2 separate regions of the Homo sapiens genome follow, and region 2 is linked to region 1. A link is an interaction called in ENCODE POLR2A ChIA-PET data of the cell type or tissue named here. Cell type or tissue: Panc1. All regions are shown on one strand. Links, peaks and the distances in the headings refer to the core of each region. The heading gives the core; the rest is flanking DNA. Region 1 overlaps LOC105373414 (a long non-coding RNA gene). Region 2 has its middle 32 kb from the start of ASAP2.

Region 1 (2,913 bases), core at 137-2,636:
GTAGTCTAGGACACGGTGGTGGAGGGAGAACCAGCCCAGGAGCCAGGCAGCCTAGCCCTGGGTTTCCTCCTTGTGTGGGTGCTGGCTCTGCCCTTACCGGCCTGGTGACCTGGATAAACTCATTCTCTTTCTTTCTCATTTTTTCCACCTAAAATGGCAACGCTAATGCCTGTCTCACGTGCTGTCGTGCAGATTAGATGAGATAATGGATGTGAACGCCAAGTGTTGCAGAGACGTAAGCGGCATTATCGTTACTGAAATGTCCCAGCCAGATCATCCCCAGGAGGGATTAATGGCCCACCAGGACAGGTGGGCACCTGGGGTGGTCGGAAGAGCCAGGAGAACCACAGCAGGGAAAAAGACTTCAGGAAAGGAAAGGAGAGAGACCCCACCGCTGGCACAACCACAGAAGTTTTGGGGATGAGGAGGGGCTCTAGATATTTCCCCACTTCCCCAGACAGCCGTGTGCCCTTACAGGGGAACTGAAGCTGCCCACCCGGCTCAGGCCTGACCCCCCAGGTACCTGCTGCCCCAGGTGTGCGGGAGGAGGGTGATGGCAGACGGACACCCACCTGGTGAAAGAGCCAGTCAGAAAAATAACTGAGCGTGCCTGGGTGCATGCAGACACATCCCCAGGTAATTTAGACAAAAAGGCCCCGTGTTGGCACGAGTAGCCCATGGATGTCAGACCAGAGTAATTGCTTTCTTTGTCAGAATTTCCTGCATAATTTCCTCTCCTTTGTTTAGCTGAGAGAACCTGGCCTTGCATCTGGGAGTCTGCTTGCCAAACATGATTGGGTTCTTAGAGATGAAAGACACAGAGTGAGCTATTTTCCATAAACACACTGGCACATGTGTTAATTACTGCAAGGAGAAAACCAGCCCCCATGTTTCACGTGGGAGGTGCGTGGTGCTGTGGGGGGAGCGATGGGTGGAGGGAGGACACCCTTCAGGATCACAGTAGCTACTTCTCACCAGGACACTGCTGCCATCCAGCCTTTGTTCTGGGCATTTTGCGTTAAAAATCTCATTTAATCTTCACAACAGGCCTGTGAGGCAGAATCCAGGAATGGAAAGAACTCGGGTTTAGAAGCCAAACATTGCTGGATTTAGTTCTGTCCTCAGCCACTTACTGAGTGAACGGGGCAAGCTACTTGCTTACTGGAGCTTCAGTTTTCCCGTCTGTTAAATGGAAATAATACTGGCTTCAGTGTGTTGTGAGAATTCCCTATAGTAATGACTGTGAAACAGCTGAAACCCTGCAGGCAGGTGGTAAATGATAGCTCTCGTGTTGCCCTTTATGGATAAGGATGCAAGAAGTTTAGGATGGTTGGCCAATGCCACACTGCTGGTCAGCAGCAGAGCTAGGTCCGTCTCCCTGCCAAAGGCAGGCATTTTGCTCAGAGGCCACCAAACCCATACCCTTGGTGGCCAACATGGCAGCGGCCGGATCGGAGTCTCCCCCCAGTACTTTGTAAGCCCATTGAGGGTAAGACTATGCATCAGATCTCTTGGCATCCTTGGTATCCTTGGCAGGTCTCTTGGTATCCTTGGCATCCTCTCTCACAGTGCCGTAAATGTTCCTTAAATGGATGAAAGCATTCAGGAGCACCTAGAATAGATTGAGCAGATAACCGCATAACAGGTGTCCACTGTGTGCATATAACTTCAGCCTCTTCTGCGTTGTTGGGACATGAAGTCCCTTCGCTTTGCATGGAAAATAGTCTAGGCACCCCCTGGCTGACTTGCCACGATGCCTGTCCTCAGGACAGGAAGAAGGATGGGCCCAAGGAGGAGAATTGCGTCAGAGGTCAAGAAATGAACTCCAGCAGAAGTAGCACAAACAGGGAACCCATAAGGAAGCTTGTGATGAACAAACATAGGGCAGATGAAGTGGAATATTGGATGGAAACACACCTTGAAAATGCACAGACCTGTGGCAAGGGAAGGGATCACTGCTTAGATCAATAGCAGGGCCTTGGACCATGGTTAGGGGGATGCTTGTTAGTGCTTCCCTGGGCTGCAGGGAGCCACGGAAAACAGGCCAGGGCAGGAGACCGGCCAGTGACTCACACGGCGGAACACAGGTTTAGAGGAGCAAAATCTGAAGGGCCCCTCTCCTTCTCCCCACCTGTTTTCTGTCACGTGCTCTGGACCTGAGCCCACAGTGGGGCAGCTCCCTCGGCCTCCAGTGGAAGGCGGAAGCACTTGACAAAAAGCCTCCAGTTAACCGGGGCAAGCAGCAGGGTGGGGCTCAGGCCTTCTGGCCAAGTCCTTGTCTCCCTCGAGTCTCCAGCTTTCTCCTGAGAGGCAAAGCCCTCGCCAGGCAGGCTTTAATAAGCAGTAGTGCCCTGCACCCCTGCCCAAGTCCCCGGACCCCATGCTGGCAGGCTACTGCAGCCCCTATCTTGCCTGGCACATGGCACATGGGGTGTCTTGGCATGTGGGGTGGTGCTGTATGCCTGTAGTCACAGACTGGCACTCACTGCAAGAGCTTCCAATGTGTGAGAGCTGAGGCTAGAGTTCCTTGCTGCCTGTGAAGATGGTGCTGTGACCGGAGCAGGCCTCATAATGAGCCGGTGATTTCATCCCCTCCAGACAGAAGACAAAGTCTGTGCCTTCTGGGCAAAACATTAGCTGACCCGTGACACTGCTCAGACCCCAGAGGCCTGGCTCCCGGCCTGCCGGGAGCAGTCACTCCAAACAGCTGCGGCTGTGAGGCCTTCAGAGAGTGGCTAATTAGGGTCTCACCTGGCCAGCTCCAATCTGCAACCACAAGCTCGAGGCCCAGCTGCCTCTCCCCAGTGCCTCTGGGGCTCCGCTGCCTCCCTCACAGATGGCGAGTGACTTCCTTGATCTGTATAAACAAGAATTCTGCCTTATTCAAACAGCAATGATAGATTGGAGGATCTA
Region 2 (2,913 bases), core at 329-2,828, 68 kb after region 1:
GATAAACAAAAAACAATATTGAAAAAATCAGAGAAGCTCACGGCAATGAAAATCAACATATCTAGAATAACAATAGTTTTTGTTAAGGAAGACTGCTCCATTGATTAATGTTGTATTAGTTTGCCAGGGCTCCTGTAAAAAAGTACCAAAAACTGGGTGGCTTAAACTGTAAAAATGTATTGTCTCCCAAGCCTGCATGCTAGAAGTCCAAGATCAAGGTGTCAATAGGGTTGGGTCCTTCTGAGGGTTCTGAGAGAATCTCAGAGAGAACCTGGGCTTCTCTCCTGTCTTCCCTCTGGACATGCCCGTCTCTGTGTCCAAAGCTCCCCTTTTTATAAGGACGCCAGTTGTATTGGATGAGAATCCACCCTAATGATCTCATTTTAACTCGATTACCTCTTTAAGGACCCTTTCTGAATAAGGTCACATTGTCAGGGTCTGGAGCTTAGGACTCCAACATAGATTTTTCTGAGGGACATGATTCAACCCTAACAGATGTTAAATGACTTACAGACCCTAACCCTGGGGCAGTGACAAGGGCAGTGGACTGAAAGTTAAAAAACCTTGGTTCTAGTTTTAGCTTGGCACTGTTTTTAGCAAGCCATCGATGGGGTGAACCGAAAGAGGGAAGGCACATCGGTCCCACATTTCATGCCATCGATGATCCTGGGTGGGTGTTCCCTGGATTGCTTGCTGGGTTTAGAAGAATTCTGAGGCTGCCTTTGGGCTCTACAAAAATGCTCTGATTAAGTCGAAGGTTTTCCACACTTGGGGCTGGCAGGCCAGGTCGCCCGAGATGCCATGGATTTGCCATCCTGACTTGGCTGATCACTAAGTTCCCGTTCAGTGGATTGAAGCTGCTCAAGAAGGACTTGGTGATTGATGTGAACCGGTATCATTGTTAGTGTGATTACCGATCATGGCCATCAACAGAACATACATTCAGTACTTAGCGTTGTGCAGGACCACTTTCTCCCGTAGCCAAAGGCAGAAACATTAAGAGAAAGGAGAAGACCCAGGCCCCAAGATTCTTATTGGTACGTCTATATAAAAGAGCAGATGTGGCCAGGCATGGTGGCTCACGCCTGTAATCCCAGCACTTTGGGAGGTGGAGGAAGGAGGATCACTTGAAGTCAGGAGTTTGAGACCAGCCTGGCCAACATGGTGAAACCCTGTCTCTACTAAAACTACAAAAATTAACTGGGCATGGTGGCGTGCACCTGTAATCCTGGCTACTCTAAAAGCCGAGGCAGAAGAATCACTTGAAGCCAGGAGGCGGAGGTTACAGTGAGCCGAGATCATGCCACTGCACTACGGCCTGGGAGGAGACAGAGTGAGACTCTGTCTCAAAAATAAAAAATAAAAAGAGCAGATGCCACGTTACTTAAGCTCAATTAGTTCAAACGGTCCTCTCTACCTCGACATTACAAACATGGGGCCTGTCCTGTGCATCGTATGACATGTAACCACATCCTCGGCCCCTCCCGCTAGATTCTAGGGCACTCTCTCCCAGTTGTGACACTCCAAATCCCCCACAGCTGGGAACCACTGATTTACATCCAGCAAGGTGATCTCATGGATTAATAATGTTCCAACTCAAACTTCAAGACTCTTTCCTCTGACAATTCTGTCTTCATGGAACAAGAAACTGCTTTGAAGAACCATGGCACAGTCGTGGCTAAAGCAGCTGTGACCATTTTTCAAAAATGGAAACCAATTAAAAACCTGGCACGGACAAATATGACCTCCAGCCATCTCAGGGCTCTTATATGAGCTCTGAAGTGGGCAGAATTTAGTGCCTTAAGCATACAGATTTCTAAGGGATGTGTGACTCAGACTGGTGCTTAAGTGCTGCCTTAGTGGACACTCGACACCAGCAGAATGTTTCTGACTCTCAGGCATTTCAGCTGATCTGCATGTGAACTTCAGCGCTGCCACTTACCAGCTGTGTGACACTTCCTCTCTGAGCTTCAGTTTCCTCCCTGCAAAGTGGGGATAAAGCTATGTGGCAGAGACTGCTAATTGCCTGCCTTCATATCCATTTTCTGCTTTCTCCTAATTAAGATAACCTGGATTATTATTATTATTATTATTATTATTATTATTATTATTATTATTATTGAGACAGAGTCTTTCTCTGTTGCCCAGGCTGGAGTGCAGTGGCATGATCTCAGCTCCCTGCAACTTCCGCCTTCCAGTTTCCAGCAATTCTCCTGCCTCTGCCTCCTGAGCAGCTGGGATTATAGGTGCCTGCCACCACACCCGGCTAGTTTTTGTATTTTTAGTAGAGACGGGGTTTCATCATGTTGGCCAGGCTAGCCTCAAACTCCTGGCCTCAAGCGACCCACTCTCTCTGGCCTCCCAAAGTGCTGGGATTACAGGTGTTAGCAACCATGTCTGGCCCAGAGAACTTGGATTTTTAGTTGGCCATATTGCCAACAGAAAGAAGAGATTGAAGTTCACATCTTTATAAAGGTAGGGGAATGATTTTCCCTTCTACTGCCTTCCTTCTTCCTGTTGCTTGAAACAAGGATGTAACGACTGGAATTCTTGCAGCCACCTTGGACCCAAGAAGAAGCCTGGAGAAAATGAGCCACGTGCTAAGGATGCAAAAAAATAAGAGTCTGGCTCCTTGATGACACCAGGGAGTCACGCACGTCTAGACTTCCTTTATGAGAAAGAGAAATATAATTGCATTACTTAAGCTAATCTTACCTAAGTTTTTGGGTATATGCAATTCAACCTAATCCTAGCTTGTGGTAAGGATCTTCAGACACAAACACAAAACTTCAAATGTGATGCTGGGTGCATTTATAATGGGGTCAAGACCAGTGGGTGTTCAGTCTGCCATGTGGGGGTAGATAATCATAAACAATTTTTTGCCTAGTCTTAAACATATTATTTTAATTTAAA

What was found. ChIA-PET counts read pairs that join two places held together with the same protein. Peaks named below come from ENCODE experiments on the same cell type or tissue, not always from the same donor. Only the 100,000 strongest peaks of a DNase experiment are listed, where the experiment ranks them.
Region 2: POLR2A ChIA-PET joins it to region 1 with 6 read pairs; 3 of 35 experiments call an interaction of 5 or more read pairs at or near these places.

Annotation. Positions count from the first base shown.
Region 1 is chr2:9,105,664-9,108,576 of GRCh38, forward strand. It overlaps LOC105373414 (a long non-coding RNA gene), which reads left to right. Exons shown (of 6, transcript NR_187861.1): 4 at 193-309; 5 at 748-903; 6 at 1,048-2,913. Among named protein-coding and RNA genes, the nearest start is that of ASAP2, 100 kb to the right of the region's middle. In Panc1, for the core only: no CTCF peak of the experiment used is centred there; no DNase peak of the experiment used is centred there.
Region 2 is chr2:9,173,430-9,176,342 of GRCh38, forward strand. No RefSeq gene overlaps it. Among named protein-coding and RNA genes, the nearest start is that of ASAP2, 32 kb to the right of the region's middle. In Panc1, for the core only: no CTCF peak of the experiment used is centred there; no DNase peak of the experiment used is centred there; H3K27ac peaks cover 517 bases.